Linked DNA regions of Mus musculus: all the other regions are linked to region 1. Evidence: chromatin loops called from intact Hi-C (ENCODE). Cell type or tissue: heart. All regions are shown on one strand.

Region 1 (8,000 bases):
CCGTGGTTGTCTTGACAACAACCCCTCACAGGTGCTTGGAAACCTCCAATCCCTCTTGGATAGTCCATGGAAACTTCAGCTGCGGTTCAGATGCCCAGAGAACACTTCATTACAGCTCAGAGAGCACCCAGCTGTCACCACCACAGACAACTGCAACTTTGTCCTGGGGTGGGGGGAGGGGAGACTCTGCTTTCCTCAGGGCTGCTCCAGAGAGGCTATGCTTCTGTAAGGCGCTCCTTCCAAGTAGGGGTTCCTGGGTGGGGTCATCTAAAAGTCTCCTAATGCAGGCTGCACCACTTTCTGTTGTTAGATTTTTAAAGGGGAAGATAGTGGTGCTGGGGTTGCAGCTGATGCAAGATCTTCAGGGGCTGCTGGAATAATGTTTACAGCCCCCTCGCAACTCACCCCTACCTGGCAGTTGCTGGGGTCTATTCCTGGCAGGAAGCCACTGAGGCTGTGTTAGAGAGATCTGATGGTTGTCAATCAAACACTCTAGCCCTCAAGACACCTACAGATTTATTTATTTATTTATTTATTTATTTATTTATTTATTTAATTTTCTTATTTATTGCAATAGTAGAGATTGAATGGAGAGCCTCATGCATCCCAAGCAAGCATCTGTCATATCACTGAGTTGTAACCCCAGCTTCAGCCATTTTATTTTATTTTATTTTATTTTATTTTTGGTTTTTCAAGACAGGGTTTCTCTGTGTAGCCCTGGCTGTCCTGGAACTTACTTTGTAGACCAGGCTGGCTTCGAACTCAGAAATCCTTCTGCTTCTGCCTCCCGAGTGCTGGGATTAAAGGCATATTTTATTTTTTATAATATTTTTTCTTGAGAATTTCTTTTTTAATTTAATTAACTACTTTTTATGTATTTGGGTGTTTTGTCTGCATGCCTGGTGCCTTTGGAGGACAGAAGAAGGCACTGCATTCCCTGGGACTGGAGTTAAAGACAGTTGTGACCCACCACGTGGGTGCTGGGAATCAAACCCGGGACCTCTGGAAGAACAGCTTTTTAGCTCTCCAGCCTCCATTGTTGATAATTTCATACTGTGGCCATTAAGACGTGATCATATTCATCCCTTCGTTTTAAAGGGAGAACTTCTAATTCCTGCACTTTGAATCTCAGGCAGGAGGATAGCCATGAGCTGAAGGCCATCTTGACCTACAGTGTGAGTCTCAAAACAGCAAAAAGTACAAAATCATTAGGGATTCCTTGCAGCAGAGACCCATGATGCCCTTACTTCCCCTTATAACTGGTGAAGTTTTTCTCCCCTTCCTCTGTGGTTTTCCACTCCCCTAACTCCTAGTCAGTTTTACGGTGTTCTTTACTTTCCAGAAGGAAGTTCTGCCGAACTCCAAAGTGTTTAAAGAATAATTCTATTTCTCCCTGCATTTCTTGTAGTTATTTCAAAACTCAAATGAATTGAACAGAGGACATGACTGCCCTGTCTCCTTGTAATTACGACTCCCACAAGTCAGCCACACTCTGCTCCCAGATAACTGTAGGAACTTGGGTGCCATAGCTTGTCTTTGAGAAGCTGACCTGATCTGACCTGACCTGATCGAGTGTGCTGACTGGTATTTTGTGCCTTCAAGATGATACACTTTGATGAGATCCAGGATGATGGCTCATCCTGGAAACTATTGCTATGGACACGATTGGAAAACTAAGTTGTGGCTTTGATCTGAACTGGAGAAACAAATTCAGGCTAGGATAGTGTTGTTAGATTTTTAAAGGGGAATTATGAAAATTTGGAAGGGAAAATGTATCTGTGCTCGTTCCATTCTATTCAAGGGACGAGATAACCCAAACCAGCAAATGTGAAAATGGTCTGCATGGAGCATTTAGTTCTTACCATAAGAAGGTGATCCATAACACTTAATATAATTTCATTCACTAGCACTTATCCAGCATATACTTTGTAATAGGCAGGCAAATACAATAACAGAAATGGAAGCAAAGCGGCAGATCCTTTGAAACTACTTCTAAAACCTATTAATTTTCTCTTTTCTAATAATGTAGCTGCTAAACAATTGTCCCATATTAATATAGCTTCTGTCTAGGCATAGGGTGTGTAAACTGTGGTGGCGGATGAGCGGTTTTTTTGTTTTGTTTTGTTTTGCCATTCTAGCAATGAGCAAAGTCATTTAAGAAAATAAAAGAAATACTTGAAGATACAAGAAAAGGAAAATAATAAAAATTGGAGAGGAGTCTCAGAAGAAAATTTACAAGAGCTTATAAGTAAATTTGAAGTATATACTAAGGTAAGGACAGAGGAGGAAGTACGCGAGAGAAGAGGAAGCCACCACGAGGGGCGATAGACCATGAGTACATGGCCAGGAGAAAGAGCAAGTATCTGGGGTACATTGCTGGGGAGGTAGCCAGGCCAGCAGTTAGAAAAATAGATTAAAAATAACCAAAGTCTGAGTCCCATTTATTTGTGAGCTAGTCAGGGATAAGCTTAAATTGCTTGTACTACATACAATATAGGTGTTATTGTTCCAACACACAAGTTTCTTGAGATAAGTTTTGTTCTAAACCAGTTGCTGGATTTCTGGGACAGTAGTGCTGGAAGATTAAAACTTGAAACAGAGGACATGCTTAATGGACAGACTACCCTCCTAAACTTGCTTAAGGAACCATAGCATATCCCATAGTCCACTGACTCATAGCAAACCCGATGGCTCTGGCTGTCAGCTGCAATGATTTAAACAAAGCCAGATGGAGACATTTTAGGCTAGTATTGAAAGGCAAATGGTCTTGCCTATCTTTTCTTATTAATTATCACATTGGATAGAAGGTAAATTTGGATGCAGACATACAGAAAAGGATAATCAGGTGAGAAGGAGATGGGAAGCATGAATAGTTAGCCTGTATGTAGTACTAAGAAGAGACAGAGAACCGGAACACGATGGTGGATGGCTAAGATACCAAGATGAATTCTATTTTCATCTGAAGTTGATAACGTGTGGTGTCAATTCATGGAATTACAGAAAATTATACAAGAAACTTCACGTTTCTTTCCTTAGGAAGTAAAAAAAATTCATCAGAATTATGCTATAACACATAATGTGGACCTCAGAGTCAGGGACACTGAAATGGATCTGTTGTAGGTCAATAGTCTCTGGACCTACAACGATACATATCTGCCCTGTTACCTGTGGTCCACAGTCGTATTTCTGGAAAATAAACAAAGAATGTCTCAAGTAACACTAACCATCTTCCAAATGTGTAGAATTGTCAGGAATATGCATTGGCTTTACTGAAGACAGAACTTCTCATAAGAAAACAGAATGCAAGGTGGAGAGGCAATAAGAAATGAAGACGATTGTGCTGTCCTCAGCTGGCTCCTCTTCCTTTCCCCAGCAATCTTCCCAGGGCCCCCTTCACTTCTTTGTTTCTTAGAGTATAGATGAGCGGATTCACCATGGGTGTGACCACAGAGTAGAAGAGAGAAATGAATTTTCCTTGGCTTTGATTACTGCTCTTAGCTGGAAGCAGATACCCATAGATCGCAGAGCCATAGAAGAGAAACACTACCACCAAGTGGGAGACACACGTATTGAAAGCCTTTCGACGTCCCTCCACAGAGCGGATCTTCATCACTGCCTGAGCAATGAAGCAGTAAGAGACCAGGATGACGCTTACTGGGACCACAGTGAAGAAGGTACAAACACCATTGAGCACCGCCTCATTGAGACTTGTGTCTCCACAGGCCAATTTAATCATGGCGGGTACCTCACACAGGAAGTTGTCCACTTTTCGGTGTCCGCAAAATGGGAGCTGGAGAGTGAATGTTGACTGAATCACGGAGTTGCCTAAGCCACCCAACCAGCTAATAGCAGCCAGCCCCCAGCAGAGGCGAGGATTCATGACGGTCATGTAGTGCAGGGGCCGACAAACTGCCACATACCGATCAAATGCCATCACCACGAGCAGTATGCACTCAGTAGCCCCCAGCCAAAGGAAAACATAGAGTTGAGTTACACACCCACCATAGCTGATTGTCTTGTCTGGCCCCCATAAATTTTTCAGCATCTGAGGGACTGAACTGGTAGTAAAGGCAAGGTCTAGAGAGGAGAGGTTGCTGAGGAAGAAGTACATGGGTGTGTGGAGCCGAGCATCAAGGCGCGAAAGCAGGATGATGGTCAAGTTCCCAACCAGCGTCAACAAGTAAGAGGCCAGGATGACAGCAAAAAAGATGATCTCCAGATGGGGATGGTCAGAGACACCCATCAGAATGAAGCTCCCAGAGGAGCTGTTGCTGTCCACCTCCATCACCGGCTGCCTCAGTCACTGAAGTTTGCTCAGGCAAGGGAAGAGGCAGCTACTGCTAAACCTGCATCCAAAGTGCACCTCAGGCTCCGCAGCTAAAGCCCAGTCCACCCTTCCTGGCCACGAGCTTTCATGCAAGCCCTGGTTGTCAGTTGAGCTGGGATGTCAAAAGGGACCTAGCACAGAGATGAAGGGAGTGCCTTGTGAGGACAGACAACAGCTAGGGCAACAGGTCAGAGGGGCAGGTTAGATCAGATACCTTCTCAAAACACCAATTTCCTCAGCCAAGTTTTCTTTTGCTCTAAGAGGGAAACACACAGTGAATTTGGAAAATCTCCCCGGAAGTTACTGATAGATTTCTTTCTCAGGCTTGAAAGGATGGCTCAACATTTAAGAGCACAGAATGCTCTTGCAGAGATTCCAACTTTGGATTTCAGCGCCCTTATCTCACAATAGCCTATAAGTCCAGTTCCAGGGAATCTGACATGCACTTCTGGCAACTGCACATATGTGAACATACCACCCAAAATTCATGCCTACATGATTTAAAATAAAGTCTTTTTTTTTTTTTTTTGGACAGTCTGTCATTATACAGCCCTAGGCAGACTGGAAGTTGCTGTGTAGACCAAGCTAGCCTTAACAGAGATCCCACCTGCTCTGTTTTCTGAGTATTGAGATTAAAGCCATGTGGCACCATGACCATCAAAATAAATAATCTTTAAAATAAATAATCTTTAAAGAAATTCCTTTTCTCTGTCTTTTATAGTCCTCTCTTCTCAAATTAAAACTCCTGGTCTGGAAAGATCATCATGTGTCTATCGGATCTCAAAAAAAAAAAAAAAAAAAAGAGAGATGGTAGGAGCTGGAGAGATGTTCAGCCATTGAGAGCATTGGTTGCTCTTCCAGAGGACCAAGGTCCAGTTCCCAGCAGCCACCTGGAGGCTCACAACTGTCTGCAACTCAAACTCTGATAGATCTGATGCTTTCTTCTGCCCTCCATGGGCACTGCATACATGCAGCACACATATATACACGCAGGTAAAACATACACACCCAAAATAATTTAAAAAACTAACGAGAATACTGAATATTCACCATACACAAAAAGCATGAATTTGTCAGTGAAGAAGGTGAATATAGAACAAATAAACACATGCCAAAAAAGCTTAAGTCAAATGTGTGAAATATATAAGTGGATTTTCTGTAAGGAAGTTAAATCAATCTACATGTGTCCATAGTAAGGGAAATTAAAATATACCTGATAATTTGAAGTCTACTGTGTTTACTGCTAAACCAAGGAATCATTCTTAACATTCTCAAAGCAGCAAACACACTCTTGTCAATAACAGCCAATTAACATCTCCTTGGGCAGTGTGTGTGTGCACAGAAGTCAGCCTTAAGTGTTATTCCTCAGAAGTGGTACTCTTTGCTTTTTTAATCAGGGTCTCTTATGGTAACCTAGGGTTTCTTGGTTAGCCCCACATGTTTTCCCTGTCCAGTCTTGGGATGACAAGGTGTACTGTCACATCTAACTTCTTCATACCACCACAGCTGCCTTTTTATGTAGGTGCCGTGGATTGAACTCAGGTCCTCAGACTTGTGTGACAAGCACTTTACCCACAAGACTGCTATTTCTAAATATAAGAAAACCAAGATCTTTTCTCTTCTTTTGCCTACTAATTAAAAGGATCTAAACAGTAAATAATTCATGGGTCACCTAGAAACCAACAGTTGGGAGAGAATTCTGTCGTTTCTCTGAACTGTGGCCTGTCTGTTCCATGGGAACTTCAGCTACTGGCCTAACCAGGGAAGTGTGTAGGTGAGCTTAGGGGCTTTTATTGCAACTGTCAAGGGCCACTTGACTAAAGATTGAAACTGTCCTTTTTAATCCACATATAGCAAAATATTGGTAATCCTGATGCTAGAATCCACACAGAACTTCAAGAGGATTTTATGTATATGAGTGTATGTGCAGGTGCATGTGTGCACGTATCTGGAGGCTAGAGGACAACTTTTGGGTGTCATTTCTTCTCAGTCACACTACCATATTTTCTGAGACCTGCGGCTTACTCTTGGATACAACTAGCCCCAAGGATGAAGCACACAACAAAGAGAAAACAATGGACCCAGACCCAGAGTCTGAGGACTTGGCAGTTGATGGCAAGAGTTCAGTTAAGCCGGGTGTGGTGGTGCACGCCTTTAATCCCAGCACTTGGGAGGGAGAGGCAGGTGGATTTTTGAGTTCAAGGCCAGCCTGGTCTACATAGTCCAGGACAGCCAGGGCTACACAGAGAAACCCTGTCAAAAGAAGAAGAAGAAGAAGAAGAAGAAGAAGAAGAAGAAGAAGAAGAAGAAGAAGAAGAAGTCAGTTAATAAGTATAGAACAGTGCCCACAACCACAATTAACTCCCTGGGTACAAGACTTACAGGATGAATGGCAAGATCTGGTGTGCCCCATGAGGAGCAGATTCTATTAAGTTAGACTGGTTTGATCCCCTCTGCCATACACAGGAACATACATTGAAGGAATTAGGATGGTACGGCATACTGGAAAAAGAGTAATATGTCCAGACCTCCCCTTGGGGAAGTGTATGAGGAGAACAGACCCATATTGTAAGACTAAGGCACATGGGAAAAGAGTAAGATATAAGGACCTTCCTTTGGGGAGTATATGAGGAGAACAGGCCCATATTGTAAGACTAAGGCACATGGGAACACAACTAGGAAACAGCTCAAGGCTTATTGTGCTGCACGGTGCAAACCTGCATTGTGCCCCTTGAGGAATGAAAATTGCTTTTATAGGATTTTTTTTTTCTCAGAACTTAATGTCTGGCACTCTTGACCACAAAGGCTGAGAACATGCAGGAAGAAATGTAAACGGGCACCTGGTGGGGTTACTGAACCTTAGAAAATAATAAGGAGTTAGATGCCTATTGAACTTACTGCTTTTGCTTCAGAAAAAACAAAACAAAACAGTGTAGTAAAGTTGATTACCTCTTTCATTCTGAATGTTGAAAAATAGGGCTAAAATGGGTTAACAATCTATGAAGAAATTATACATCTCTTGAAATCACTAAGCCTGATTTCAACATTACCTATGATTAAGCTACTATGCAATCACAGAGCATTTTTTTCAATAAACACATGAGTTATTGATTCACTCTCAGATTCTGTCAGTTTCCTTTCCTCTCTAACTCCGCACCTCCTCTTTGGGACCTGTACCCTGCTGGAGCTGAACTCTGGCACTAGGGATCTGCCTGTCTTGACTCCTGGTTATCATCAGCACATTTGGCTCTATTCACTGGGGCTTGAGCACAGGTCCCTGTACTTGTGGGGTAAGCACTAACTGAGCTATTTCTCCAGCCTCAAGGATGAAATTTTTAAAAACTGCCTTTGTGGTGAGCAGAAGAGTCCTACTGCATCAGGAGTGACAGGCTGTTGGAGCAGCTCCCAGGTCATCTTTGCATGTAACATTGGCGAAGTGAGGGGCTCAGTTATTCTGACTGTTTGGAAGTCCCCTTTGATGCATCCCTTCCTATTCTCTTCTATTAAAGTGTGTTCAGCTCTCCACAGAAGATGAGCAGACGGCCCATTCTCTGCCATTGATGAGCTGCTCAGTTTGTGGAAGACCACAGGCCTGTGGCTGCTCGGGAGTGTCCGATCTCCTCCAGGCTCTCCTCTGCTCCTAACTGAGCAGTTTCAGCCTAGAGGTAATGAG
Region 2 (8,000 bases), 450 kb before region 1:
TTTTATTATCTAAAATATTTTGACCTGGAGTAGCCAAAATGTCTTAGCTGTTAAAGATGCTTGCTGTAAGAGTCTAGCAACCTGAATTTGATCCCCAGCGCCCATGTAAGAGAAGTTGGAAAGGACCCAGTCAACAGTTGCCCTCTGACCATCACAATGCCCCTCAGCATTCATCCTTACACCCATCACACACAGACAGACGGTAATGATCAATAAGTAGTTTAATTATATAAGACACTACTATCTGGCTAGAAATTTGAGATAATAAATATTTGAATTAAAAAAATAAATATTTTGAAATTTTAAACTAAATAACCCTTACTTTAAAAAGTAAATTTAAAATAAATTGAAGGGTAAGAGATAACAATTATGTGTGCTGTGTACATGCAGATCTGCAGCCACACATGCTTCTGTATGCACACACATGCCACAAAAATACAAATTAAACCATAAAAGCTAAAAAAAATTCATTTCCATGCCTCTTAAGACAGATAATTTTCCAGTCTTATCAATAGTAAATAGATCCACTTAAAAAAACTGACTGACATATTGGAAGGGACAGAAAAACATTCATAGAACATAAAGCCCACACAGGTGAAGCACACAAAATTGATTACAGATTCCCACATCCCCCTGTTCCTGGGAATCACAGTCAGGCACTGCACAAGCTGCAGGTGTCCCCACTGATCTTTTAGCTGAGCTTAAGCAGGACCCGATGCCAGCCATGGCCATCAAGCCTGTAAGCCTGTACTCTGCAGCCTGAGGCAAGGGGATTGCAGTGAGTTTGAGGTCAGCCTAGGCTATAGAGTATGGCACTGTATATACAGCCCTGATAGATCCCAACGGTTATAGGTACCAAACCTTGCTGGTTAGGGCTGAAAGGTGGCCCTGGCTTTCTCTTTGTCTGTCTGCTATTTCAAGTACCTCTTTTGCATGATAATAGATCTTAATGTGTTTTACTTTAGCTTCCATCCACAGTTGGATGCCCCAGGATTCAGTTACTCTTACATTTACCCATCTCAGACTCCTCTTTTGGACTGAGTGTGAAGGTATGGGCCTGTAATCTTGGCTATGAGAGTAGAATCGTACATCCAGGGCCTGCGTGAGTCCAGTGCAGGGTGAGCTTGGTCAAGGCTGGCCTTGAACACTTTCTTGGAGATGCCATCTCAGAGTGAAAAGGAAAACTGAAAGAACTGGGAACCGCTCGATTGCTCACTCGCTCGGTAGTGGAGTCCTTACATGACACGAGGCCCTGGGGTCACTCACCAGGGTACAAGCTGGCCAACAGTCCTCTTCTTGGAAACTGGCCTTTGCTGTTTAAATGTACAACTGGATTGGATGCTCTTGTCCACCTGTCTTAGAGTTGCTGGGTGTGGTGGCATATCCCATAATCCCACACTTGGGCAGTGAGGGCAAGGGGTTCAAAGGTTCAAGTTCATCCTCAGCTACATAGTCAGTTAATTCCAAGACAGCTTGAGCAACACAAGATCCCGTCTTAATAAAACAAAATACAGGGCCAAGTGGCTTGCTTCTTCCGGCACAATGAGAACTGACTCCACGGACACATTTCTGGGTGTCTGCATTCACCAATCACACACACTCATAATAATAAAGTTGTTTCGGTTGGGGTTTGGTTTGGGTTTGGGTTTTTTAAGGTATAGGCCAATGAGAATGCTTAGTACATGCTTGCTACCAAACCTGTTGACCTAAGTTTAGTCCCTCAGGAAACTTACTAAAAAGGGCTGGTCCTCAATGTCACAATATTGGGACCCAGCAAGCCATGCTCACAGGAGATACAATTGGTTTCTCCCCAGCCCAGAACCTCTGTACAACTCGGCTTAAAAGCCAGGCAGAGGCAGATAGATCTCTGAGTTCGAGGCCAGCCTGATCTACAGAGTGAGTTTCAGGACAGCCAGGGCTACACAGAGAAACCCTGTCTGGGGGTGGGGGTTGGGGGGAGCCAGAGAACCTCAGGCTGGAGTGAAACATGTTTTAGTCAGTTAAACAAAGTGTTCACTTTGCTTAGCATTTGTGATTGGTAGGTATTACATTTGTTTCAATGCTGTAAGTGAAATAAACATGGAATGTCCTACGATAGAGAACTCTGTCCTGTTTCCCAACCACTGGGCTAGAAAACCTGTGTCAGGTCTCAGGTCCAGCCTTGCTGGATTCCAGGCTTCAGCATATTACAGGGAGAGGACACCAGAATCAGCAAAGGGAAGCATTTGGCCCAGTGAGCTAGAATGGCCCTAGAGGACCTCAGTGAAGACAGGTGGCTCCAAGCTTCTAATAGCAGGCCACATAGGAAGATCAGGGAAAGCTGGTGGTCAGCAAAACCTGCATTGCCTGTGCAAGCAGCCGCCGTACCATGGACTGCTGCCATCCAGGGATGGTGGAACCCCTCCCCATCCCAGCTTCCTGTATCAACCCAGGCCTCTCTGAGGATGCTAACCTCCCCTCCAGAGCTGACACAGCTACCCTAAACCTGAAGAGAGAAGGAACCTGGCCATGTCCCAGCTGTCTCCATGCTTTACAAGTGAGGAAACCAAGGCCTCCAAAGTCCCCAGTTGCCCTGCTAGAGTGGCTTAGGGACCATCCCAATCTCTCGGCTTTTATGGTGGTGTTTTAGGGAGTGTCTCAATGACCTCAAGTTCATTTCTTCCCTTTTTTTTTTTTTTTGAGATAAAATATTATGTAGCCCAGGCTGGCCTTGAACTTGCTGTGTACTCAAGGGTAACCTTAAACTCTTTTTCTAAAGAGATTTTTTAAAAAGATTAATTTATTTATTTATTATATGTAAGTACACTGTATCTGTCTTCAGATACTCCAAAAGAGGGCGTCAGATCTCATTACCGGTGGTTGTGAGTCACCATGTGGTTGCTGGGATTTGAACTCAGGACCTTTGGAAGAGCAGTCAGTGCTCTTATCTGCCGAGCCATCTCTCCAGCCCAACCTTAAGCTCCTTTTTTTTTTTTTTTGGTTTTTCGAGATAGGGTTTCTCTGTGTAGCCCTGGCTGTCCTGGAACTCACTTTGTAGACCAGGCTGGCCTTGAACTCAGAAATCCAACTGCCTCTGCCTCCCGAGTGCTGGCCAACCTTAAACTCTTAAGGTCTCTACCTCCAAATTCTAGAATGACAGATGTGTGCCACAAGGCCTTGTGACATCCATTATTTTAAAATACCCTTATGTCAAAGGTAACAATACGACTTCAATTAAATACTGTAGCTAAGGAATTAAGGCTTCTGTGTCCTAGATCTCACCTGAAGACATATCAGTTTTATATCCATTTATCTTTACATAGTGAACAATTCTATCATATAAAATCTAACAACCTACCTTGGGAAATTTAGAAATGCATTAACATATAAAACTTATAGGAACTCAACAGTCAAAACTCTGTTAAAAATAGAAGGGGGCGGCAAGAAAGGGATACAGGGAAGGAAGAAGGAAGTTCAAATGTTAACATAAACAGACTCCGGGAAGCAGGACAGGAGAGAAATCATATTTTTAATTCTACTTCTCCCCTAAATTTTCTATGATTGAGTATGCAGTATTTTTACAGAGGAAAAAACTGAGCAAGTATGGTGATGTACGCTTATGATCCTGCACTTGGAAAGTGGAGGCAGGAGAATTAGAAATTCAAGGTTACCCTTAGCTATATAGTAAATTCAGGCCAACCTGTGCTACATAAGATCCTGCCTTAAGAAGAAAAACCAAAACCAAACCAAACCAAAACAAAACATGGTAGCTGCCGATGCTAATCTCGGGTTTCAGCTGCAGGGCCCATCAGTGGCATCTGCTTACCAGAGAACAGCGCAGCTGGGTGTAAGTTCAGTTATCTGGGAATGGGAGGTGTGACCTGCAACAGTTTGAAGGCTTAGAGAATGCTTTTCTCCTTGCTCAAGGCTCTGGGCTCAGTCTCTAGCCCTTACAAGGGTTTCTTGGGAATTTCTAGTTAAATTCTAAATGCCCTATATTTAAAATGATTCAATAATCCCACTGTATGCCAAGATGAGGGTAGGAATGTTCTTTGAAACATCATTTCTCATCATAACTACTCAGCATGAGTGTGGTCATCCATATATTAGATTACTCTATAGCCATGAGAAAATAGCTGCATTTGTTACCCTGAAGGAAAGACTATTCTGTTCCTTATGCTGCCTGACTTTCTTACCATGTGCATATATTATGTATGTATGTTTGTGTGTATATATATATATAATCATATCTTAAATGTATACATCTCATATTTCTTTTTGAAAATGTTAAGATTGTCTTAAATAACTTTGGTGAATCTGAACTACCTAGAAATGGGGAGTGTGTTTTGTGAAGTTTCATATAAGTAGAGAATAAATAAAGTATAAAAAGGTCTTTGCAAAATGATGTCTGTTGTTTAGAAACCTAAGAATAAAATCTATCAGAATATTCAGTTTCTTGGACTCAGTAATGATTCTGTGATCACTAAGGGACATGTCTGTATCTTAGGAGAGACACTAAGATAGCCCAGCAACTTACTTTTGAAATGTTTAGGAAAAAGTATTTGGTTTTTTTGGGGGGGTTGTGGAGGGTTTGTTTTGTTTTGTTTTTTTAGATTTATTTATTATGTATACAATAGTCTGCCTGCATATATGCCTACAGGCCAGAAGAGGGCACCAGATCTCATTACAGATGGCTGTAAGCCAAGATGTGGTTGCTGGGAATTGAATTCAAAACCTCTTGAAAAGTAGTCAGTGCTCTTAACAGCTGAGCCATCTCTCCAGCCCAGGGAAAAGTATTTGCATGTGTCAGTATGTCTTTGTATGTCACATGTGTCTCCATAGATGTGTTGAGAGGAAGCAGAGAGGCAATTTAAAAATTGTAAAACCCAGATGAAGCACATCCAAGTTTTATGAAATTTAATGTTTCCATAAAGTTGAGATTTTCTAAAAGAAATAGTTGAGGAGAAAGAAAGGTTTGTTGTTCGTTGTTTTTGTTTTAAAAATCTAATGCATTTTTCTAAAAAGCAGTTACAGCTGGGCCTAGTGGTCCAGGCTTGTCATTCTAGTATGTGGGTATGGAGGCAGGAGGATAAATTCCAGGCCCACCTCCAGCTGCATAGCAAGTTCAAGGCCAGCCTTGGCTGCATAAGACAAGAAATCAAATTAAATATGAATAAACCAAAAGCACCCGTGAAGCCTGCAAAACAGCCAGGCTGCTTTCTGGCCGCATGGGTTGAGGGTACTGCTAGGCCACACTGGGCAGAGTGCACATTCTCAGTGTAGGCTTGGCACTGTGTCATGTCTCATCTCTCTGCTCTGCAGTGCCCAGAGGAACCCATGCAACAGCTCAGTGCTGCAGGACGGCAGGAGGCCGGCCAGCCTCATAGGCAAGGAGCTTATCCTCACCTTCTTCCTCCTGCTCCTCTTGGTCTGGTTCCTGAACCGGGAGTTCGAGGTCAGCTACCGGCTGCACTACCATGGGGATGTGGAGGCCGACCTACACCGCACCAAGATCCAGAGCATGAGAGACCAGGCTGACTGGCTACTGCGGAACATCATCCCCTACCATGTGGCTGAGCAGCTCAAGGTCTCTCAGACCTACTCCAAGAACCATGACAGCGGGGGAGTCATCTTTGCCAGCATTGTCAACTTCAGTGAATTCTATGAGGAGAACTATGAGGGGGGCAAGGAGTGCTACCGTGTCCTCAACGAGCTGATCGGTGACTTCGATGAGCTCTTGAGCAAGCCGGACTATAATAGCATCGAGAAGATCAAGACCATCGGGGCCACATACATGGCAGCCTCAGGGCTGAACACGGCCCAGTGTCAGGAGGGTGGCCACCCACAGGAGCATCTGCGTATCCTCTTCGAGTTCGCCAAGGAGATGATGCGCGTGGTGGATGACTTCAACAACAATATGTTATGGTTCAACTTCAAGCTCAGGGTCGGCTTTAACCACGGACCCCTCACAGCAGGTGTCATAGGTACCACCAAGCTGCTGTATGACATCTGGGGGGACACCGTCAACATCGCCAGCAGGATGGACACCACTGGTGTGGAGTGCCGTATCCAGGTGAGCGAAGAGAGCTACCGTGTGCTGAGCAAGATGGGTTATGACTTTGACTACCGAGGGACCGTGAATGTCAAGGGGAAAGGGCAGATGAAGACCTACCTTTACCCAAAGTGCACGGACAATGGAGTGGTTCCCCAGCACCAGCTGTCCATCTCCCCAGACATCCGAGTCCAGGTGGACGGCAGCATTGGGCGGTCTCCCACAGATGAGATTGCCAACTTGGTGCCTTCCGTTCAGTATTCGGACAAGGCTTCCCTGGGATCTGATGATAGCACACAGGCTAAGGAAGCTCGCCTGTCCTCTAAGAGGTCCTGGAGAGAGCCAGTCAAAGCAGAGGAAAGGTTTCCATTTGGCAAAGCCATAGAAAAGGACAGCTGTGAAGACATAGGAGTAGAAGAGGCCAGTGAACTCAGCAAGCTCAATGTCTCAAAGAGTGTGTGAGGCAGCGCCGAGAGCTGCCAAGGTGCTCTGCGTGTCCAAACACAGTAACATCTGTGTCGATAGGCTGTTGTGCTATCTAGCACCTCAGTTTCTGTCCCCAGATGTGGTGTCACGTGGTCATTTCAGCCCGAATCTCTGTGTGGAGCACAGTTATTCAGGGTTCATTTCCACCCATTTCGGTTTTCCTTTACTTGCGTTCCTGGAAGCCTTTTCCTGGAAGCCTGCCCCCAGCCCAGCCAGGGGATCCAGTCAGCAGCGTGGAGGGATTCAAGTGCCTTCAGGGTCTGGCCTTGCGTCTGGGGCTGAGGCCACTGGTGGAATCATGGCCCTGGGGATTATTTGACTTCTTTAAGAAAAAAAAAAAAAAAAGGAAAAAAAAAAGCTGTGGTTAAAATACCATTTTTATTGCCTTTTCTCACAAGTTTTTTTTTTCTCATACAGTGTTTTCCAGTTTATTTTTTCTATATGTGTAATAGTATTTTTCAGTCACTTGGCCTTTCTAAGCACATCCACGCACACATACTTGCATTTATGAATCTGACATAAAGTGCCAGTAAACTCATCTGGGGGAGGGGCTATAGAAGGGAGCAGGGCTGGAAGCAAGCCCCCTCCTGGCATCTCTAGGGTACCTGGGCCCACATTCCTGTGGCCCACAAATGGGCTTCTCCGCCTCCAACACTGGGCAGTTTCAGGGGCTCATCTGCACGCAGGCCAAGATTTCATATGCTCACCAGACACAAAGCTTACAAACCAGGCCTCAGGAATCTCAAAGCCGTGTTTTCATCCCGACCCCACACAGAAGGGTCTTCCAGCCAAGAGTGAAGATGTTTGTCTCAGAAGCTGACCCATTTGAGGGAGATGTTTAACCATCTGAGGATGCATTTATTTATTTATTTATTTATTTATCAAAACATGTGTATTATGGGGAGGGGGCACTGGGTAGTTTTGGTGGAGGGAAGCAGTCAGGGAGTGGGCAGGGCAGTTTGCAAAGGACACAGCCGACCAATGACAAGATGTCCCTCTATGTTTCATGTCTCATCCACTGTGGCCCATGGTGCCACCCAGGGTGCTGTTCCCTCTTGTGGGGATCCAGAGTAAAACTGGCTCGGCGCCAGGTGGGATTCTGCAAACCTTTTGTCCGTTCCACCCACTGTTGGACTGCACGGGCTGGCTTGTGGTGGGATTTAATTCTGTTGGTCAATTCAAACTCTTGAAGGGGGTTTCTTACGGGGCACCGAGGGACAGAGCCATCTGTTTTGCCAAAGGAAATGCAGACAGCCTGTCACAGATGAAATTTGAGTTCCTGGCTGCTAACCTTGCTTGTAATTAAATTGTGTTCTTCCATGATGAATCTCAAGTTGATGCTGGAAGGAGCTCAAGCTACAGCTGCCCCGCCACCATCATTTTTCCAGGTCATGCTGATGTGTAGCTCATGAGACAACTGAAGACCATCTCTGTGCCTATTGGAGGTCTTCATGCCATGCCCTGTGTGTGGTGTGTTCTTTCA
Region 3 (8,000 bases), 170 kb before region 1:
TCTCTCCCTTCCCCCCTCTCTCCACATGGCCATGGCTAGCCTCTCTCTTTCTACCTTCTCTCCTTTCTCCCTGCCTTTCTACAATAAAGCTCTAAAATCATAGACTGTCTCTGATCAAGGCTTGCCGTGCTTGAACGATGGGATAGGCTTTCTCCTAATGAGCCGCGTCTAACCTCCTGCCAGAAGGCCATCCTGTGCTCCAGCCACAGACCTGACCAAGGACTCTAGCCCACAAGGGAGCCATCCTGCGCCCTCTTCTCCCTTTGGCCCTGGGGCTCAGTGCAACCCCAGGGGACCCCCCATTCTGTTCTCAGCTCTGCTGCGGTATCCAGCGTGGGATGCCAGAGGCTAGGAACCTGGTGCCTAGGACTGCCCCTTGTCCACCACCCGCCGAGCTGGGGCCAGTGGCTTAACACAGCATCTTGGGGCATGTGGAAAGTATACGCAGCAGTCCTCTCCTGTCTGCCTGCCCAGAGCACCAGAACTCTGGCAGGATGCGGAGTCTTTCCCATTTTCCCCCACATGCCACTCCCTCTTTCCCCCACATGAACTGCCTTGCAGTGGCACATGCCTTTTATCCCAGCACTTGGGAGGCAGAAGCAGGCAGATTTCTGAGTTCAAGGCCAGCCTCGTCTACAGAGTGAGTTCCAGGACAGAGAAACCCTGTCTCGAACTCTCCCTCCCCTCCCCAAAAAAAGAGGGATGTCTAATTGAGTGGCAGACAAAGTGATGAATCATAGAAAGATTTGACAAAATAGGATGTGGCCAACTCTCAAGAGGAGGGGAAAACAAAGCTACTTGAGGGGCAGTGCAGAGATAGGAGGCAGTTTTATTGGGATAGCTGTGTAGAGACAGGTGGCAGGCAGAGAGAGAGAGAGAGAGAGAGAGAGAGAGAGAGAGAGAGAGAGAGAGAGATGGAGACAAAATAACAGACAATGAGAGGGAGCCAGATTGCCACAGTAGTTTGAGACCAAGCAGAGAGAAGCTGGATTGAATTAGGCAGTGTGGAGAGGAGTTTGAGCCAGAATAGCTGAGTTGTACCAGCCAGCCAGATCTCAGAAAGAATAAAACGGGTGAGCTTATTCAGCAGTAAATCTGAGAGACTGAAAACATTCTAGGCCTAGATAAGATTGTACAGAGGTTGAAGTTTCCAGGACCAGGTCTAGGTCAGCAGAGTGAGACAGGAAGCCTGCAAGAGGACATTTACATCAGGAGAACAAAAGTTACTTTTACAAGACTTTTTATCAAATAACCTCTGTTTCACCAGCTCTTGGAAATTCAGATCAGGACAGTTATCTTTTGGGACCAACTTGATTTCTTGGCTGCTGTAGTATTCCATTCTTGAAAGGATTATCTCTGACCCCTGCTAAAGATGAGATTTGTGCCCTCCTCTAAGAACAGTGTTGCTTCCATACCAATAGATCCAGATGGTTCTGAGCGACCAAACCTACTCTATCTTGAGATCAGACTCCATCAAAAAAAAAAAAAAAAGCCTAAAAAGTTGGTCTACAGCTAAACCCAAGTTACACCCAAGTATCAGAAAGGACCCCATGACTTGTCCTTGACCCATACCCCAGAGTTACTCCTTAACTACTTCCTAACAACAGCCAATCAAAGGTCAGTCTGATTGTTTCAGATGTTTACTTTCAGACCATTTATGATTGTTCATAGTCTTGTTTCAGAACACCCACCTGTCTGCTTACAATAGTTATTTTATTAGATGCTTGCCAGACTAGACACTCACCACCCCACTTACTCTCACTTCCTATCCCAATGAAGGTGAGAGACCAAATCTTTTGGGTTCAGACTCCATCTTAGAGAACCTGACCTAAGGTTGAACTCAAGTGAACCAACAGGTGGGTCGGTACCTAGCACCAGCTTCCAGGCTACCTCCTAACAAAACCTGCATCCAGTTTCCAGATTATTCCCCAATAAATTTACACCCCCAGGTTACAAGCCTGCCCCTGGTACTTCACTTCCTAACCACAACCAATCAGGAGGAAGACAAAAGTTTATGGTTTGGCTCCCAGCACAGCCAATTATGTTAAAGGCCAAAATGTACCCCACCCCCATCAGATGTGTACGGGGCTAGATACTGCTAGCCTCTATAAATGCTTGCCTAAAACTAGGCTCAGGGATCCACCTTCCTGCCTTGTCAGGGTTGGCAGGAGCCCAAGCTTGAGCTTGAATAAAGAGACCCCAATGCAGTAGCATCGAAATCGGCTCCTTGGTCAATTGAGGCTCATGAATGTTTTTTGGCAGTACAAAGGTTTGGGGCGTCACTAAACCATTGTCCTGCTGCATCAGCAGCAGGGATGGTGGTGAGTAGGCCTAAACTCGAGTTTATAATAAAGAGACCCTAATGTGATTACATTAGGTTGGTCTCTTGGGGCTCGCAAACAGCTACAACTATTCCAGATGGTGCCTAAAGACCTAGGAACCAGACAAAAATTCAGTAACAAGGACATGGCCCTTATCCTCACACTCTGGCTCCTTCCTTTGGTCTTTCCTTTCTTCCCTCTTATCCTCATCCTTACGTTTTCACTCTGCCTTTTAAATGTTTTACTTAGCACACCTTCTTTCCTTATATCTGAACAAGGATGCTCTGATGTAAGCGCTCTCTCCACCGCAGCCCCATTTGTTCCTGATACATCTGCCAGAAGACCTTTTGGACACTGTGGAGTTCTGGGTGCAAGGAACCTTCATCCCTTTCACCCCAGAGCAGATACCATTCTTACATGTAGTGTATGCTACAACAGATTACTCAGCCATAGGAAAAATGAAATATTCACTTATGCAAGCCAAACAATTTTATGATCCTGTTTATATAAACACACAAACTTAGAAGATTACCAAGGGGCTGGGGTGTGGGGAGGGACTAGGGCTGACTGCTAATGAGAACAAGAAGTTTCTATTTGAGACTATAAAGTTTTCTAGAATTTGATATTGATGATAGTTGTAGAGTCTTGTGGATAAGGATCTATTGAAACATATATATATATTTTAAAAGATTTACTTATTATTATATGTAAGTACACTGTAGCTGTCTTCAGACACTCCAGAAGAGGGAGTCAGATCTTGTTACAGATGGTTGTGAGCCACCATGTGGTTGCTGGGATTTGAACTCTGGACCTTCAGAAGAGCAGTCGGGTGCTCTTACCCACTGAGCCATCTCACCAGCCCCGAAACATATTTTAAAAGGATTTCACAATTGTTGGCATTCCTTCTAGGCTCTGCCCAACAGTTACCTGGCAATACCAGGTAGGACTAGCTTGCTATAAAAGGGACTGTTTGGCCAGGCAGTGGTGGCACACTCCTTTAATCCCAGTACTTGGGAGGGAAAGGCAGGTGGATTTCTGAGTTTGAGGCCAGCCTGGTCTACAGAATGAGTTCCAGGACAGCCAGGGCTATACAGAGAAACCCTGTCTCCAAAAACCAAACCAAACCAAACCAAACCAAACCCCTCCTTGATCTCTCTGCCCCTTCTCTCTCTCTGACTCTCTTCTCTCCCTGATCCCTTTATCCCCCCTCTCCCCTCTTTCTCCATGTATTCCTGGCTGGCCTCTCTCCTCGATTCCTTGTTCCTCTCCTCACCTACCCTTTTTCAATTCCCCCTCCCATGCCCCCAAATAAACTCTATTCTATATTATACCTGTTATATTATATACTATACCCGTACCTCAGGGGGAAGGGATGCCTCAGAGTGGGCAGGCCTCAACATACTGCATCCTATAATTTATCCTTGGCTTAAAAAAAAAAAAAAAACCCAAACCACAGCAATATCTTACTTTATATCTCTAAGAATACAAAAGTGTGGTCTTCTTTCCAGATCTACTCCTTCAAATGTTCCCAGTGTTCTGTGACTCATCAAACGCTCAGATCCCAACTGTGTCATCGTACAAGGTCCTCACTCTCTTTACTAGTCATTTTCTTCCTGACTCCTAGATTAGAGTGTTGCCTCTTGCTCTTTTAACATGAGATTAGAAGTCAGCTACTACCTAGGACCTCCGGGTGACGCTGAAACCCATAATATGAGCCCACTGGGGCCTCCCGCCCTTAGGGCTGCACTAGCCAGGCACTAAGCCTGTGCCTGATGCTTTTTCCACACACATACCATGAGGGGATGCCACCACACGGTTTCTCATTTATTTATGCATATGTCTACATGTACATTTACACACCAGAAGGGGGCATCAGATACCCACGGGACTCAGTTAGAGATGGTTGTGAACTGGGAACTGAACTCAGGACCTCTGGACAAGCAGCCACTGCTCTTAATCGCCGAGCCACTCCCCGTTACCACACTTCATTAAACGCGACCATCAGTACCCTCACCCCGAAGCTCCTCAGCACTTAACAGAATTCATGGAGCGAGCGCTATCACCGCGCAGCCAGCAAGACTACACTGCTAGCTCGTGTGACCTCACACTGCCCGGAAACGTTGTAGTTGCTTTGAGAGACCGGAAGCCGACCCTCATCCCGCTTCCCCAACTCGGACCACGTACATAGTCTTGCGCACGCGCAGATCATGCGCCTGCGCACTCGTCATTCTCTGCTCGCAAGCCTCAGGGCGCAAGCGCAGCCCCGCGCGGTTCTCCGTTAAGAAGGTGCGGCTGAAGCGCGGGAGGTAGGAGGAGCTCGGCATCGGCCTAGAGTGTCCCGGTGCGGGGGAGTAGTGGTGGGGGTTGTCACTTCCCGCGGTTTCCCCTCTTCTGCGAGGCCTGAAGCCGTCTGTCTTGTCAGCCTTCCCCGGACGCCCGATCTTGACCGGTCCGCGGTGGAGTGACAGGAGCTGCACCGGGTAGACGGGGGCAGCGCCTGCCGGGAGGGAGGTAGGGACAGCCCAGCGATCAGAACCTTCTGTCTGGTTTTAGGGCCGTCAGGACGTTTCCCAAGGCAGGCCCAGTCCTTTTCCGTGGGTCACCCGTAAGGGTAGGCGGGAGGGTCCACCCTGCCCGAATCCATTCATTCCCTTAATTCCTGCTAGGAGCTGGTAGGCAGGTAGGATGCTGAGGAGGCAGGATTCCCCTACCTGGAAGCTGGCAGCCTGGTGGAATCCGTTATGTCGTTCAGCAGATATTGGTGGAGCACCTCCCAGAGAGGACAGACTTATGACTTGATTGTCAGGAGAGATGTGGGGACTCAACGCTAATGTGTCGTAGAGATTTGCACATCTAGCACAATCAAATTCAGTTTGTTTTTGCCTAACGTTCCAGGTCCCTGAGAACTGAATTGACCTCTCTGTCACTGCAGGCCTCTCCTTGCTACCATTTCTCTTCACTGTCTTCCCCCTGTATCAAACTCTTTGCAGTTTATGAATTCAACAGATCGTTGCCTAGCATTTGTTATAAGTTGGGTACCAGATAGCCCAAAGAAAATACAAGGTAAATAAATGTCTATCTAACTGATATGCTGAACTTCACTAACAGATAATTGAGTGAGTAGAAACATAGGCTCTGATACCCTGGAGCCACACTGCCCTGCTACTTCAGAACGGTTCCTTACACTGCTTGTGGCTGATTCCTCACCATAAGGAAAAGCTGACAGTAGATTGTATTATATAGTATTGCTGTAAGGATTAAATGGGCTAAAGATTTGAAAAGCAATTAGCATAGCATTGGGCATATAAGCTTTCAATGAATGTTATGCCCTGCAAATGATTATAAGCTGTGACAGGTGTCACTGTGGCAACCATGTGTGACAACATGGAGTGAGGTGGGGGAAAGAGCCCATGTGAAGGAGTAGGGGAGACGTCTATAAGATTATTGCACTATGTATTTGGAATGAATAGATTTCTGTCATTGGGTTATATAGGGAGGTGTGAGAGTGTGTGTGTGTGTGTATTCTCATCTGTTAGCCAGATGAGAATGTTGGGTATACTATTTTATCACTGTTGGCTTTCTTGAGACAGGGTCTCTCAGGAGCTTGCAAATTTTCAAGTAGTCTGGCCAACCTTCAAGGTTCAACAATACTCCTGTCTCTATCTCCCCTCCCATCCTCAGCACTGGGGCTACAATAGTGCCTCCACACCTGGTTTTGTTTTTTTTTTAAACATGGGTGCTGGCTATCTAAACTCAGGTTCCTGTCCTTTTCAGTAAGCACACTTACCCTTACTCACCAAGCTGTTTCCCCAGACCCAGATTATTCAGTTTTGATTTTGAACTAGAATATACTGTTTGCCCTAATAAACATTCATGCCTGTAAGAGCCAGCCTTTCTCTGCAGGCAGCTTAGAGAGCTCTTATGGACTCAGAATAGAAAAAAGGTGGCCTTTCTGTCTCCTGAATGTACAAGGATATATATATCCTTTTTCTCCTTATTTCAATCATTTTGCAGCATCTGCTGACTGTCCCATAAGCTGATCAGGTGACAGCTGGAGTCCTGAGGCCACTCGAGATAAGCTCCCTGTATTTGGGGAGCATATATCTGTGTGGCAGCTGCTCTTCATATTTTTCTCCAATTTCAGTAAAAACCACGTGTGTGCGTGCTTATGTGGTGTGTGATATGTCTTGTGTGTGATGTGCTCTGCACTGGGACATCCTGTGGAACAAGTGTACTTGTAACCAGACTGTATTTGGAGACTTTCCTCATACCTGACATCCTCTTGTACACCGTGGGAAAAAATGACATAAAATGGCAGTAGCTGTCTAATTATACTTAGATGCTTTTGGTTTTCCACAGATATAAAATTAGATGAACCTACGCCCTTTATCACTGTGGAGATCTTGGAGAATCACCTGATCACAGAGTTCACATGTGTTCTATCTCAGAGGCAGCTGTTGGACAACAAAATGCTCTCTCACTTGTGAAGTTTTTAAACAACTTATTTAGCTACGGGTCCAAATTGAAGGAAGATATAAAAGTCACATGGAGAGGAGGTCAGTACAAAGTCTCCGAGTAAATCAGAGAGAAGAGTTGCTGAGCTGCAGTGAGGTCAGAGGCGTGGGAAGGCCTGAGTGGGCTCACACACGAGTTCCTCATCTGTGGACATGGTTCCAGGTCGGTCCTCACTCCCCTAAAGACAAACCGGAAACCTTAAAACAGGTCAAGTGATGGAGGAGTCAGATGACGATTTCAAAGAACTCTGTGCCAGCTTTTTCCAAAGGGTGAAAAGAAATGGGACCAAAGAAGCATCAGGAGAGAGGACGAGGCAGAAGGCCTCTGGCCACACTCAGAACCGAGGCAAACGGAAAGAAGGCCGCCAAGTTGCCGCCAGGAGCAAAGCTCTTCAAGGCCCTTCAGAGAAGAAACCTCGATTAGGCAGCCAGACCCCTAGGACTACAAAGCAAGGGGCACCCAAGTCTCAAGAAGGGGGCCCAGCTCTCCCTGCGAATGGGAAGGGAGACGTTCTTGCTCCTACCCCAGATCAGCCAGTGTTGTGTGAGAGAGCACAGAGCATTCAGACAGGTAACCAGGCAGGACTCACTGCCAGATTTGGTTCCAGAAAGGAACCAAACTGATCAATGCTGTTGTTAACCAGGGCTCAGAAAATCTACTATGAAAGCAGATAGCTGGGTGTGGTGGTGCACACATCTAGTCCTAGCACTTGGGAGGCAGAAGGAGGGGAATCTCTGGGAGTTTGTGTCAGCTTAGTGTCTACATACTGAGTGTGGGATAGCCATGGCTATGCAGAGAGAGATCCTATCTCAAAAACAAAAAGGCCAGACAGCAAATATTTTGTTGTTGTTACAGTTCACATGTTTATGTTGCAACAACAATTGACTCTCTTTATCTATGCGATTCCAACTCTGTCCGAAGGTAAACATTTGATAAAAGAAATAATTTGTACTTAATATGTCCAGACTTTTTTTCTCGTTTTCATTCCCTAACAACACCTTGTAGCAACTATTTATATAGCTTTTGCTTTATATTGGATATCACATTAATATATAGGTGAATTAAAGTACACTAGGTATGCACAAGTTAAATGTAGATAGGTAGTAATTTTCAGGGGCACCGAGAACTGATCCCCCCTCGATACAAAGGGTCAACTCTTCCTAA

The links. Hi-C counts contacts between places; a loop is a spot of excess contacts. Peaks named below come from ENCODE experiments on the same cell type or tissue, not always from the same donor. Only the 100,000 strongest peaks of a DNase experiment are listed, where the experiment ranks them.
Region 2: a loop joins it to region 1, with 6 times the contacts of the local background. A loop is called at or near these places in 9 of 42 quality-filtered maps.
Region 3: a loop joins it to region 1, with 6 times the contacts of the local background. A loop is called at or near these places in 15 of 42 quality-filtered maps.

Annotation. Positions count from the first base shown.
Region 1 is chr16:3,835,260-3,843,259 of GRCm38, reverse strand. It overlaps Olfr15 (olfactory receptor 15), which reads right to left and starts at 4,285. Exons shown (of 1, transcript NM_008762.2): 1 at 3,347-4,285. The coding sequence starts at 4,285. The coding sequence ends at 3,347. In heart, a CTCF peak has its summit at 3,553; no DNase peak of the experiment used is centred here; H3K27me3 peaks cover 1,191 bases.
Region 2 is chr16:4,286,391-4,294,390 of GRCm38, reverse strand. Adcy9 (adenylate cyclase 9) reads left to right here. Exons shown (of 11, transcript NM_009624.3): 11 at 5,302-8,000. The coding sequence ends at 6,493. Among named protein-coding and RNA genes, the nearest start is that of Gm36359, 6.1 kb to the right of the region's middle. In heart, a CTCF peak has its summit at 4,645 (motif pointing right); no DNase peak of the experiment used is centred here; H3K27me3 peaks cover 341 bases.
Region 3 is chr16:4,000,359-4,008,358 of GRCm38, reverse strand. Slx4 (SLX4 structure-specific endonuclease subunit homolog (S. cerevisiae)) reads left to right here and starts at 6,681. Exons shown (of 15, transcript NM_177472.5): 1 at 6,681-6,998. The coding sequence starts at 6,989. In heart, a CTCF peak has its summit at 4,178 (motif pointing right); a DNase peak (open chromatin) is centred at 4,528; H3K4me3 peaks cover 1,988 bases; H3K27ac peaks cover 1,275 bases.